2 separate regions of the Homo sapiens genome follow, and region 1 is linked to region 2. The links are chromatin contacts, found by Hi-C or POLR2A ChIA-PET in ENCODE. All regions are on one chromosome and are shown on one strand. Each heading gives the region's core, a stretch centred on a gene start or an enhancer-like site at or near the end of the contact. The rest is flanking DNA. Distances are from core to core; before and after follow the strand shown. Region 1 overlaps RERE (arginine-glutamic acid dipeptide repeats). Region 2 overlaps RERE (arginine-glutamic acid dipeptide repeats).

The links. Hi-C counts contacts between places; a loop is a spot of excess contacts on that map. ChIA-PET counts read pairs that join two places held with the same protein, here RNA polymerase II (POLR2A). Pooled maps may share reads with other maps.
Region 1: a pooled map shows a loop between it and region 2 (2.6-fold over the local background). The contact joins two enhancer-like sites. A Hi-C loop is called at or near these places in 2 of 50 pooled maps. POLR2A ChIA-PET finds 5 or more read pairs at or near these places in 8 of 52 experiments (GM12878, H1, HepG2 and 5 more).

Annotation. Positions count from the first base shown.
Region 1 is chr1:8,656,702-8,663,736 of GRCh38, forward strand. All of the region lies in intron 1 of RERE (arginine-glutamic acid dipeptide repeats), which reads right to left. Among named protein-coding and RNA genes, the nearest start is that of RERE, 160 kb to the right of the region's middle. Within about 2 kb of position 3,655, at least 28 of the 41 ENCODE cell types and tissues checked have a DNase peak (open chromatin) inside an H3K27ac peak, as active enhancers do; they include GM12878, where a contact is called at or near this core.
Region 2 is chr1:8,760,045-8,766,599 of GRCh38, forward strand. All of the region lies in intron 1 of RERE (arginine-glutamic acid dipeptide repeats), which reads right to left. Among named protein-coding and RNA genes, the nearest start is that of RERE, 54 kb to the right of the region's middle. RefSeq lists an enhancer at 4,027-4,076. Within about 2 kb of position 4,032, at least 4 of the 41 ENCODE cell types and tissues checked have a DNase peak (open chromatin) inside an H3K27ac peak, as active enhancers do; they include GM12878, where a contact is called at or near this core.

The sequences.
Region 1 (7,035 bases), core at 2,405-4,904, 100 kb before region 2:
CCTTTTTAAAGAAAAAGCAAACCAATACCCTGGTAGACAACATATAATGGGTATTATTATACAAAAGGAGCTTCATAACTCATAATATTAATTTAAAGAGGAAAGAATCTGTAGTAAAAATTATTTCCAGGCCAGGCACTGCGGCTCATGCCTTGTAATCCCAGCATTTTGAGAGGCCAAGCCAGAAGGACCACTTGAAGCCAGGAGTTCAAGACCAACCCTGGCAACAAAGCGAGATCCCATCTCCAACATAAAATAAAATATTTCTACCTGAAAAAATAGTAATAGTTTGCAGCACTGTCAAAAATGTCTCAGGATAGGCCGGGCGCGGTGGCTCACGCCTGTAATCCCAGCGCTTTGGGAGGCCGAGGAAGATGGATCACGGGGTCAGGAGATCAAGATCATCCTTGCTAATGTGGTAAAACCCTGTCTCTACTAAAAAATACAACAAAAATTAGCTGGGTGTGGTGGCGGGCGCCTGTAGTCCCGGCTACTCAGGAGTCTGAGGCAGGAGAATGGCGTGAACCCAGGAGACGGAGCTTGTAGTGAGCCGAGATTGTGCCACTGCACTTCAGCCTGGGCGACAGAGCGAGAGACTCCGTCTCAAAAAAAAAAAAAAAAGAAGAAGAAAAGAAAAAAAAGTCTCAGGATATCGCATAGAGCACTATATTCTAAAGATATTTTCTGGCTACTTCTACAAACTCCCAGAACTTCCTTCAAGAATAAAAATAATATTTAACTCAAACGAAAGTGAGAGCTTCAGAGCAAGATTTTTCCACCTTCAGTTACATTTTACACATCTTTTCATCCTACCATTTTCAGTTATGTTCCAAGGAAAATGATCTCTCTAAAGATGTATTACTGGCCAGGCGTGGTGGCTCACACCTGTAATCACAGCACTTTGGGAGGCCAAGGCAGGGGGATCACGTGAGGTCAGAAGTTCGAGACCAGCCTGGCCAACGTGGTGAAACTCTGTCTCTACTAAACACACAAAAAGTAGCTGGGCACAGTGGCACACGCCTATAGTCCCAGCTACTTGGGAGGCTGAGGCAGGAGAATCGCTTGAACCTAGGAGGCAGAGGTTACAGTGAGCCGAGATCACACCACTGCACTCCAGTCTGGGCAAAAGACTCCATCTCAATAAAGAAAAGAAAATGTATTGTCTCTGCCTTAACAAAACATAACAGCTTCCAGAAACAAGCTTCCATCTTTCGGGAATATTAAGTGGTTTTTACAGTCTTCCAGATTTCTACTATAAATGGTATCCCTAATAAAGTACTCCCCAAAAAGAAACCCAACAAGAAAAGTCTTGAGGTTTTTAAGCGTCTGCAATGGGAAAAGTGAATCCCAAACTCCAAGCTAACACAGTTCTTACAGATATTTTATAGCAGGAAAAAATTTTGTCTTTCTAAGTCAGTTTTGGAATAGACCTAACAATAAATTTATAAATAAATAATTTATCTTTTGTTTTTCTTATGATCTTCCCCAATACCCTATCTCACTTATTCAACAAATCTTTACTAAATACTATGTGCCAAGTGTTAGAACTAAAACCACAATGGAGGAGAAAACTCATGGTCCTTGTTCTCAATGCTCAAATGCAACAAAAGGAGGCAACCGATCAATCTAAGAAGCTTCTGTTTCTCATGCAACTAGGGTGAGAAAGGAAACAGTGCATATAAACAAACAAAAGATTGGTCCTCTTTACTTGACAACCACAAACAAATCAGTTTGCAGTTACATGCTTCAGATGCAGAGAAAATTCTCTTTGGTCAGCCAGGCATGGTGGCTCATACCTGTAATCCCAGCACTTTGGGAGGCCGAGGTGGGCAGATCACGAGGTCAGGAGGTCGAGACCATCCTGGCTAACACGGTGAAACCCCATCTCTACTAAAAATACAAAAAATTAGCCGAGCGTGGTGGTGGACACCTGTAGTCCCAGCTACTCGGGAGGCTGAGTTAGGAGAACCGCTTGAACCCAGGTGGCAGAGGTTGCAGTGAGCTGAGATCGTGCCACTGCACTCCAGCCTGGGCAACGAGAGAGACTCCATCTCAAAAAAAAAAAAGAAAGAAAGAAAGAAAGAAAAAAGAAAATTCTCTTTGGTCATGCTAAAACCATAACAATTACCATATATTCTCTGCAGCGCTCTTAGGTCAAACCTCTTACCAGAAAAGACCTCCTCATAAGCATCTCAAATATCCTTAGACATTCAGCAAAATAGAAAGTATTTAGTCTTTGGAAGATAGGTGATGAAGGAGCAATCATGCATCATAAGCTACATTAGAAGAAGGAACGCATGTAGCACAAAACTAGATTACTTCCTTCTATGTAAGAAACATGCTGTTTCAAACAGGATTTCCATTTTCTAAACATATTTCAAGAAAAGGAAAAATTATCACTGCCTACAAAAGTTTTGCCCAGATGAACCGTCTGCTAAACAGATAGTCATAAACTCCCAAGTCCTGGTAGGCTACTAGTGCTAGCAACTGAAAATACAGAGACCTACTACTTCCTCGACAAGTCTTAAGTTTAGAGCATGAACGAGCCAATCATGAAAGAAAGAAAACTATCAGGCCAGGGGCGGTGGCTCATGCCTGTCATCCCAGCACTTTGGGAGGCTGAAGCGGGCGGATCACCTGAGGTCAGGCGTTCGAAGCCATCCTGGCCAAGATGGCGAAACCCTGTCTCTACTAAAAATACAAAAATTAGCTGGGTGCAGTGATGGGTGCCTGTAATCCCACCTACTCGGGAGGCTGAGGCAGGAGAATCGTATGAACCCAGGAAGCGGAGGTTGCAATGAGCCAAGATTGTGCCATGGCACTCCAGCCTGGGAGACAAAGCGAGACTCCGTCTCAAAATAAAAAACAAACAAAAAACGATCAGCTAACACCATTGTTAAAATGTTCCTCTTTGACCCTGAAAACTCATCAGTGTCTACTAGGAGTCCAAAAAGAATGAAAAGCTTGGGCTGAAAACCTCTCCACTGCAACTGCAGTTTCAGACAGAAACACTTCTGATAACTTTAAGAAAAAAAATCATTCTCCCTGGGGTTAACAAGATAACTGCTCCAGAAAACTGTGTAGAAAACATTTTTTCAGCACTCAAAGAGAAAAAATAGTAAGTCCAAATTGTACATTCAACACTACTCACTACAAAATCATACACTGTTTCTATTTACAAAGAAAATAGAGTTGTTTCTGCCAAAAGTGAGCAAGAAAGTTAAAAATTCAAGAAACAATAAAGATGTCTATAAAACAAAATCCAGTATATGTGTATATTTATAAAATCAATGTTCTGATTTATCTGAAAGTTGGCTCTATTTATATATTACATAATCTGCATGTTATATTAATATATTAAATTATATGAATAATTAATACCATATCATTTATATATTAATGACATATTTATATAACCAACTTTCAGATAAGTATGAACATTAATAATCTAAGCAAAAGTCAATCCAATTACCATTTACATTTGGCTCTAAAATACAGCTCAATGGGAATATATTTTTTTCCTCTATGTTTAGCATATGAATTATAATTCTTCTGCGCCTTAGTGTACAGTGATCAACACATACCAATGATGTGACAGATAAAGAAAGGGACCCAGAGAGGAACCAGATGGCACTGAGAAGGAGAGTTGTCACTTCAATTTGCTAGAAATGATCTACAAAGTAGACGATACAACAACAGCATCTTTATTATAGCACCATGAGGTTTACAGAGCAAGTCCCTCATTTGATTCTTCCAACTCATGAAGTGAACTGGACAGAAGTTGTCATCCTCGCTTTACAGTCTACAGAACTCAGAAGAGATCATCTGCACAAGGCCACGCAGCCAATGGGCACGAAGTAGGATTCCAGTGCAGCTGTCTCAGAGCTCAACCCTATCTGGCTTGCACAGGAACTCCTGCTGCCTGTGCTGCCAGGATCTCCAGCTCTTCACAGGCACCAACTTCTCCTACATTCATCCATGCTGATGATTCACGCAGACAGATTTAAGAAACACACTCACTCTGCCCCCAAAGCTATTTTTCTCCAGTCGGAAAGCCAAAAACATTGAAAATATCTGTGTCAATCACTACCCAACCCAGTGAAACAGGAAACACATTATAACATGCTTTAAATAAGAAAAGGAAGAAAATCTAATGTAGAATACATTTCAGATTTACAACAAGCTTCAGCTACTCAGTGAACAAATGTCAAGTGAATGCCTATTATGTGCTATTTACAGCTCCAGGTGTTGGTAAACAGCAGAAAACTCAACATAAAACCCCTGCCCTTATCTTGAGCTTATGTGCTCAGCAGTGGAGAGAGACCACCAACAAAAGGCACCATACCTAATGAGAAGATCTTACATGGGAAATCTAAGGGGGACACAGTGTTGCAGGACTGCAATTTTAAACAAGATGTTCAGGGAAGGCCTCTCTGAGGGGGCTTTGACCCTGAGTAGGAGCATTAGAGAGAAAGCCAAGGACACATGAAGGGAGGTGATTCCTGAAGAGGGGAAAAAGTGCAAGGTCCAGAAGCAGGAATGAGCCAGGCCCACTCAAGACACAGGAGACCAGAGGGGCAGGAATAGCACAAAAAGGGGGAGAGAGGTCAGAGATGAGTTCAGAGGTTGAAGGGGCAGGGGGAGGAGGACCTGGATCCTGGCAGGCCTCATGGGCCAGGGAAAGGACTCTGGCTTTTACTCAAGTGAAATGAAGTTACTCGAATGACACTTTAGCAGGGATGTGAGTAGCAAAGAAAGGCATGATCTGACTTCTGTTTACCGGAGATCACTCTGGCCGCTGATAAAACCTCAAGGAGCGCAGTGGGGCACGATCACCCCGGGAAGACAAGCAGCAGCTGGGAAGGGCTGGGGTAGTAGCAACAGAGAATGGGGAAAGTCTCATGTTTGTATGTTTTAAAGGTAAGAGTCAAATAAATAGGATGTGCTGATAAACTTGAGAGGTGAGAGAGAGAGGGAAAAAAGAAAAAGGACATCTGGCCTGGATGGATGAAGCTGCTGTTTGAGTTTCATGGGGAGACCAGGAATTTGGCTTTGAATGTGTTAAGCTTGATCAAGAAGCCTAGAAAATCACAGAGTCGAAGTTGGCAGAGGTCCAGGCTGGAGATAATAATTTAGTTTTTAAAGCCATGAGACTGAATGAGATCACCCAGGAAGTGAGTACAACTTTTTGACAAAACTTTTAAAACTCATGAGAACATTTATTGCTCACGCTTGAGTGCAGAGGATATTCAAAATAGACTTATGAGTTACACATTTCCAAAGGCAGTACCCTTAGGACTCCTTTTAAGTATATTCCTCTCAATCATTTCCTGATTAGAAGATTATACATCATCATTTCATCTTAAGTAAGAATATGTGGGCAGTTGCCAAAGCTCAAAAAATGGCAGCTTCACCTATTTAGCTGAAGGCCAGATTCCTCACAGTTTTTTGATCCTATTAGATTCCCCACTTAATCTAGGGGAAAGAATCAAAGCTTTCAGCAGAGCCAATATACAGAATTACTCTTCATTTTAGGTTACTTCAGCCTCTACAAACACCATCTTACCTCTTCAAAATGAAGCCAACACCACCCCCAAACATCTCACACTACTTCTCAAAACCAATTCAGACAAAGCACAAAAATTTCAGTCATACTCATGGTCCAAATCTCATTTAAGAGAACCACTTCCTGGCTGGATACAGCGGCTCATGCCTATAATCCCAGCACTGTGGGATAACAAAGTGGAGAAATCATTTGAGGCAAGGAGGCAATCATTTGAGACCAACCTGGGAAACACAGCAAGACCCCATCTTTACAAAAGAAAAATAAATTTAAAAATTAGCTATGCGTGGTGGTGCAGACCTGTAGTCCTAGCTACTTGGGAGGCTGAGGTGGGAGGTGGGAGGATTGTTTGAGGCCAAGAGTTCAAGGCTACAATGGGCTGTGATCACCACCACTGCACTCCAGCCTAGGGAACAGAGTGAGACCCTGTCTCTTAAAAAACAAAAAAAGAAAACCACTTCCTGTCAGTACTTAAGCTTAAGGAAGGGGCCCAGGACAGAACTGGGGATACTGGACTGAGAAGCCAAGATCCAAGTTCTTAGCACTGCCGCTTGCTGCACTGCCTTGGGCAAATCACTCTACCTGTCTGAGTCGCAGTTTCATTGCTGTAAAAGGGGACAAGACCTACCTATTTCACAATGCTGCTGTTGAGAATTACACAAGTATACTATATGTAAATTGTACTTATAGATTGCAAAGTGCTTTACAAATGTAAAATATCAATAATATGTATTTATTTCAGTCATGATTTACATCTACTATGGTAGATAATAAGCTATGGAAGATATAAAGGTAGCCAAAACACCCCTATCCTCAAGAAACTTAACTATTTGGGCGGGGGTAAAATCTATCCAGTTCCATGATTAAGAAACAAATCATGGAGAATTAACTACAAATGAAGAAAAAAATTAAAAATATTTCCTCTTGGGTCATGTAAAATTCACTTATCCATGGAAATCTGCCCCTCCCTCCTGAGTTCCCAATCCTCAAGCTCTACTCATCTCCATTGCTCAAGCCAGGCTATTTGTTAGGATGTTTGACTTTTGACTAAATACAGTGAGCGAAGTCCTCCAGTTAATTCTTCCTCACTCAACCACAGTAAGACATACTTATATTTTTCAAATGCCTGACCATACTCTAGGCATTTTTGCTTAGCACTTAGTCTACCAGACACATCCTGAACACCTCTGTAATGGACCCACTGCTCCAACTGAATCTTAGCTTACCTACTTCAAGCCATCATCATCCCTCATGCAGATGAATACAACTGCTTTCTAACAGATCTTTGTGACTACAAAACATTGTTTGCCTTAGCCTTCCTCCCATCTGTCCTCCAGTGCAGCCAGCCAGCCAGCATATCTGACGTCCCACCACTTTTTTTCATAATAGCTCAATTCAGATATAATTCACGTTCCATATGAATCACCATTTAAAGCATACAATTCATTTAAAGCATACAATGCCCACTATTC
Region 2 (6,555 bases), core at 2,782-5,281:
GATGGAGTTTCACTCTTGTTGCCCAGGCTGGAGTGCAGTGGCGTAATCTCAGCTCACTGCAACCTCTGCCTCCCGGGTTCAAGCAATTCTCCTGCCTCAGCCTCCTGAGTAGCTGGGATTACAGGTGCCCGCCACCGCGCCCAGCTAATTTTTTGTATTTTCAGTAGAGACGGGGTTTCATCATGTTGGCCAGACTGGTCTTGAACTCCTGACCTCAGGTGATCCGCCCGCCTCGGCCTCCCAAAGTGCAGGGATTAGAGGCGTAAGCCACTGCGCCCAGCCCCTAGGCCTGTAATAGTTAAGACAATCATTTATACATCATTTATATCAATCACCACAGTCCACAAAAGTCAGCCTTAGATAAGATGCCAAAAATCGGAGATGAATTAAAAGAAAGAGTCCTGGGTCAGTAGTACAGCTTTGTTGCAAGTATCTGCAGGGACCTGGTAGAGGTGTGAGAGACACAGTTCCTTGGTGTGAAGGGTGAGAGGTCACAGGGAGGGTAGCAGGAAGCCCAAGAACAGGTAACTGAATTTGGACAGGCTTTTGATATTTTAAGCCCATTTCCATGGATTTTTGTTGTGTTTTGAAGATAGGGTCTCGCTCTGTCACCCAGGATGGTTTCTTAATATATTTACTATAATTATTCCCTTGGAATACTAATATTAATACTAAGTTAAATTCTTTGAAAATCCAGCCAGTGTCAGTTATGCTAAATGAAAACAAAACACTTTGTACAATTTTATATTTAAAAAGAGAAGCTCTACACTCTAGGATTAGAAGCAGTGGAGCCAGCAAGACTCTCAGGGCAACATTAGCTACCATTTATGGAGCACTTCTTATGTTCCATGTGCCAGGCTAAATTATTTTCATACATTATCCCACTAATGTATAAACAACCCTATCATTTAGCTATTATCAGCTCCATTATATAGACAAGGAAATGGAGGCACAAAGACGTTCCATAACTCTAACAGGATTACAGGACAGAGAGGTGGCAGAACAAGGATTCAAACCCAATCCTTCTGTTCTCAAGCTCAGACTCGGAACCATTATGCTTTACCGTCTTACCAAAATGAGAATCAAAATGAAAGAACCTCAAAGAGAAATAAAAACTCAAAGGAAGAATCTGAGTTCTTTAAACAACACCAGAGCAATCCTGTCCTAAAACTGGAGGATTTTCAGGTTTTGCAATGTGACAAACTTGGAAAAGATACATCTGACACTAAATCCTTTGGCAATTTTATTCCACCTCGGGGCTTCAACTACCCCATTCTCAGTATCTCCATCTTAACCTTGATGACTTCTCAAGATATTAAATATTTCCATCTGCCTAATGACAAAAATCACTCATCTCAATAAAAAGCTGTATTTATTAGCATCTTCTTCCTCAAATCAGTTTGTCCTCCTGTGTTCCCAATTTTTTAATGGCACAGGTGTAATGCAAATTACCTATGCTTCACACCTCCCCCACATGTAAGACTATATGCCTTGTTCTAACAGTTGCCAAATCCAACTAATTCTACCTCTACAACGTCTCCCATCTGTCATACCTCTTCATTTCCCCTACAGTTAGAAAGGTTAGATTCTCGGCCGGGCATGGTGGCTCATGCCTGTAATCCCAGCATTTTGGGAGGTCGAGGCAGGCAGATCACCTAAGGTCAGGAGTTCAAGACCAGCCTGACCAACATGGAGAAACTCCCCCGTCTCTACTAAAAATACAAAAAAATAGTCGGGCGTGGTGGTGCATGCCTGTAATCCCAGCTACTCGGAAGGCTGAGGCAGGAGACTCACTTAAACCCAAGAGGCGGAGGTTGCAGTGAGCCAAGATCACGCCATTGCACTCCAGACTGGGCAACAAGAGTGAAACTCTGTCTCAAAAAAAAGGAAAAGAAAAAAGAAAGGTTAGATTCTCATTACTTTCCACCCAGTCTTCACTCTCTTCCTTTCATGACATACTAGAAATAGCTATCCTAAAACACAACTCTATCATGTCACTCCTTTATCAGAACACCTTCAAAAAGGCTCCATTCCCCACCAATCAACCCTTCAAGATTCAGACCAAATGCCTCCTTCTCCAAGCAACCTTGTGTAATCTCCTTCCCCTAAGGAGAGGTCATTGCTTCCTCCTCTGAACTTCAGCAGTACCTCACTTGACCCTTACCAATTTCAGCCTCCTATCACAAGTACCTGTACTGACATACAAGCATCGTCACCCTACTGGAAGACAAGCGCCTTAGGAGAAGGTTCAATGTCTAATTGAACTGTGAGTCTCCCACAAATTCTGGTGAAAATATACTTGCACACAGTAGGTACTTAAATATTTGACAAATGAATGAAAAAATTACAAATCAGCTTTCTCGGTTATAACACAAGCTTTTCAGCACAAGAACTTGTGCCCATTTACTTAATTTTTTTAAAACATACAAATTGTGAAGACTAATCATAATTTCCATGAAACCAGCCCTTTTTGGTTCCTAGAATACCCGAGAAAGGTGCTTATTTTATTTGAAGACAAAAAAAGTAGCATCAGTTAGCTAGGTCAGGCACCATCTAACTCTACTATTCACTGAGGCCAGGAACATTTCCTAGGGCCTCAGCTTTGGTCCTTCTGGATGAAGCCTCAGGGGGACTTTCCTCTGATAATGGACTAAACGATTCAAGATGACCTTAATGACCACCCTGTTTAAAACAGCCTCCTTATTTCTCCAATACTTCTTCTCCAAACATTGATGTTTCCACCATAAGGTCAGCTCCTCTTTTTCTTCCCCTTATGGCAAGGCTTATGGAGAAACTACACCACATAAATGAAGACTAGGAGCTCAAAATTCCAGAATGACCTGGGACCATGGAAAATTAGTATTTTGCCTTCTACAGTAAAGTCACACTCTTGAGCAAAGGAGGAAAAAAAAATTATCACAGTCCCTCAATCAGCAAAAATCTAGGCATGGAAGACTAAAAGAAGTTAGGGTCCAGTAAGCTTAAAAAAGAAAACAGTGACTCAGAAATTTCCTATCTGCAATATATAGCAGGTTTAGAGGACGAAAATGAAAACAGAAGATTATTTCTAGACAGCTTGATGGAGAAAGATAATATTTACCTCAGTAAAGTTACAACCATAGGAACAAATCCAGATTCTATTTGTTTTTGTACAACTCTGCAAAAAATCATAGGGTGTAATTCACTTCTCAGTTCAGAAATAAGACGTCCTTAAAAAAATAAGTAAGAGGTACTTCTTGAAAACTAAAAGAAAAAAAATCTACTCCCATAATCAAGAGTTTCCATGCAGTATTAAAAATGATGTCCAGCTGGGCGCAGTGGCTCACACCTGTAATCCCAGCACTTCGGGAGACTGAGGCGCATGGATCATTTGAAATCAGGAGTTTGAGACCAGCCTGACCAACATAATGAAACCCCGTCTCAACTAAAAACACAAAAAAATCAGCCAGATGTGGAGGCGCACGCCTGTAATCCCAGCCACTCAGGAGGCTAAGGCAGGGGAATCACTTGACCCTGGGAGGCAGAGGTTGCAGTGAGGCAAGATCGAACCACTGCACTCCAACCTGGGCGACAGAGCTAGACTCCGTCTCAAAAAACAAACAAACAAAAAACAAGACCGGGCACGGTGGCTCATGCCTGTAATCCCAGCACTTTGGGAGGCCGAGGCAGGCGGATCACGAGGTCAGGAGATAGAGACCATCCTGGCCAACATGGTGAAGCCCCATCTCTACTAAAAGTACAAAAATTAGCCGGGTGTGGTGGCATGCGCACCTGTAGTCCCAACTACTCGGGAGGCCGAGGCAGGAGAATCACTTGAACCCAGAAAGCAGAGGTTGCAGTAAGCCGAGATCACGCCACTGCACTCCAGCCTGGCAACAGATCAAGACTCCGTCTAAAAAAAAAAAAAAAAAGTCCCTCCTATAATTCAGGAAGTGAAGGTGCTAGTTGACTGTTATTTATTCTCACTCAAAAAGCTAACTCAAGGTCAAGAAGACCTCTGCCACCAGCTGCAGTGTACCAATCCTAGGAGGCTATTTCTCAGAACCCCATGCTTCTTATCAAGATGGTTCCCACGCTGTCTTCCCTTTCCCTCATCACTGCCTCCTCCAGGTCAAAGAATATCCCCAGGGCAAGTTGCAGCTGCTCCTTATGCACTCAGCCCTGGCCTCAGAGTACACATGGGTTTTGCCTCATCTATGACTCTTGGGGGAAGCTTACTATGCAGAGAGCAACTGCAATGTGTCGCTCTCTATAGGATCCCAGCCAGGTGCCTTAGTGCCATCGGGAAAATGAGAGGAAACAAGGAACACACAAAAATCATGAAATACTGCTTCGGGTACTAACTCCAAGACAGAATTTTTTTCTTAAGTTAAATGTTTAAAAACAAAAAAAAGCTACAGTCATCTATGTATTCAGTCATCCAGTCAATCCCATGCCAAGTATAATCTCTGTTAACTATGCTTAGTGTGGTCAGAAAGGAAGTCTAGATAAACAATCACAACAACAGAGTGGGCTGAATGCAAACAGCCGGGGTTCAAGGAAGGCTCCCTGAAGAAAATTACCTGTAAACTGAAGCAAGCAAGAGGTGACCAGGCTAAGAAGAAAAGAATGTTCACCACACAGCCATTACTCAGGGACGTAATTCACCCAGATTTCTATTTTTAAAAGATCAAAGGCTCCAAAAAAGCAAAGGGCCAGTAAGCACAAGACAGAGGCTCAACCTCATTAGGGAAATGCAAATCAAAACTGTAAGATACCACTTCACACCCATCAGAATGGCTACAATCCAAAACCCAGATAGTAAGTATTAGTGCTAATGTGGAAAAACTGCAAGGTTCATGCATTGCTAGTAAAATTGTAACATGGTGTAGCCACTTTGGAAAACAGTTTGTCAGTTTCTCAAAATGTTAAACAGAGGTTCCATACCCCCCAAAAATTTCACTCTTAGGCTTTGGAAGTCACCCCAAGAGAAATGCAAATACACATCCTCACAGAAGTTTGTACATGAACGTTCACAACAGCATTTTTTTAACAGCCAAAAAGTAGAACCATTCAAAGTGTCCATCAACTAGTGAATAAATAAAATGTGGCATAGCCACACAATGGACTATGATTTGGCATTTATTGGGAATGAAGTACAGATGTTATGCTACCACATGGGTGAACCTTGAAAACATTATACTAAGTCAAAGCAGCCAGTTACAAAAGACTACATGATTCAATTAACGTGAAATGTCCAGAATAGGCAAATCCATAAAGACAGAAAGAAGATTAAGGGCTGCTTAGGGCTGGGGGATGAGTAGAGGAGGAAATGAGGAGTAACTGCTCATGGATACAGGATTTCTTCTGGGCATAATTAAATGTTCTGAAATTGCAGTGATGATTGCACAACTCTGTGAACACAAAAAACAATTGAATTGTACAATTTAAGTAGGTAAATTATATGATATGTGAATTGTATCTCAATAAAGCTGTTATAAAACCAAACAAAAGGCCGGATGCGGTGGCTCATGTCTGTAATACCAGCACTTTGGGAGGCTGAGGTGGATGGATCACCCGAGGTCAGGAGTTCAAAACCAGCCAGGTCAACCTGGTGAAACCCCATCTCTACTAAAAATACAAAATTATGCCAGGCGAGGTAGCTCATACCTGTAATCTCAGCACTTTGGGAGACCGAGGCAGGCGGATCACAAGGTCAGGAGATCGAGACCATCCTGGCCAACATGGTGAAACCCCGTCTCTACTAAAAATACAAAAATTAGTAGGACATGGTGGCACGTGCCTGCAATCCCGGCTACCCGGGAGGCTGAGGCAAGAGAATCGCTTGAACCAGGGAGTCGGAGGTTGCAGTGAGTCAAGATCGCACCACTGCACTCCAGCCTGGCGACAGAGCGAGACTCCGTCTCAAAAAAAAAAAAATTAGCCGAGTGTGCTGGTGCATGCCTGTAATCCTAGCTACTTGGGAGGCTGAGGCAGGAGAATCACTTGAACCTGGGAGGCAGAGGTTGCAGTGAGCTGAGATTGCAACACTGCACTCCAGCCTGGGCAACAATGAAACTGCATCTCAAAACAACAACAACAAAAAGAAAAAACAAACAAAAGATCAAAAGGACTACAGCAGTGAAGAACAAAATTTCTAATTTTGTTAGAAATTAGAGGATTTGAACATGCCAACTGGTTTGGAATCTATAAAGTAATTCAAGCAAGAGACAGTGGCCAGGTGCAGTGGCTCACGCCTATAATCCCCGCACTTGGGAGGCCAAGGCTGGCAGACCACTTGAGGTCGGGAGTTCAAGACCAGCCTGGCCAACATGGTGAAACCCCATCTCTACTAAAAATCAAAAAATTAGCTGGATGTAGTGGCACGCACCTATAATCCCAGCTACTCAGGAGGCTGACGTGGGAGAATCACTTGAACCCAGGAGGTGGAGGTTGCAGTCAGCCAAGAGCCAAGATTACACCACTGCCCTCCAGCCTAGGCAACACAGCAAGACTCCATTGCAAAAAAAAAAAAAAAAAGAAAAGAAAAAAAAGAGAGAGAGAGAGACAGTGGCC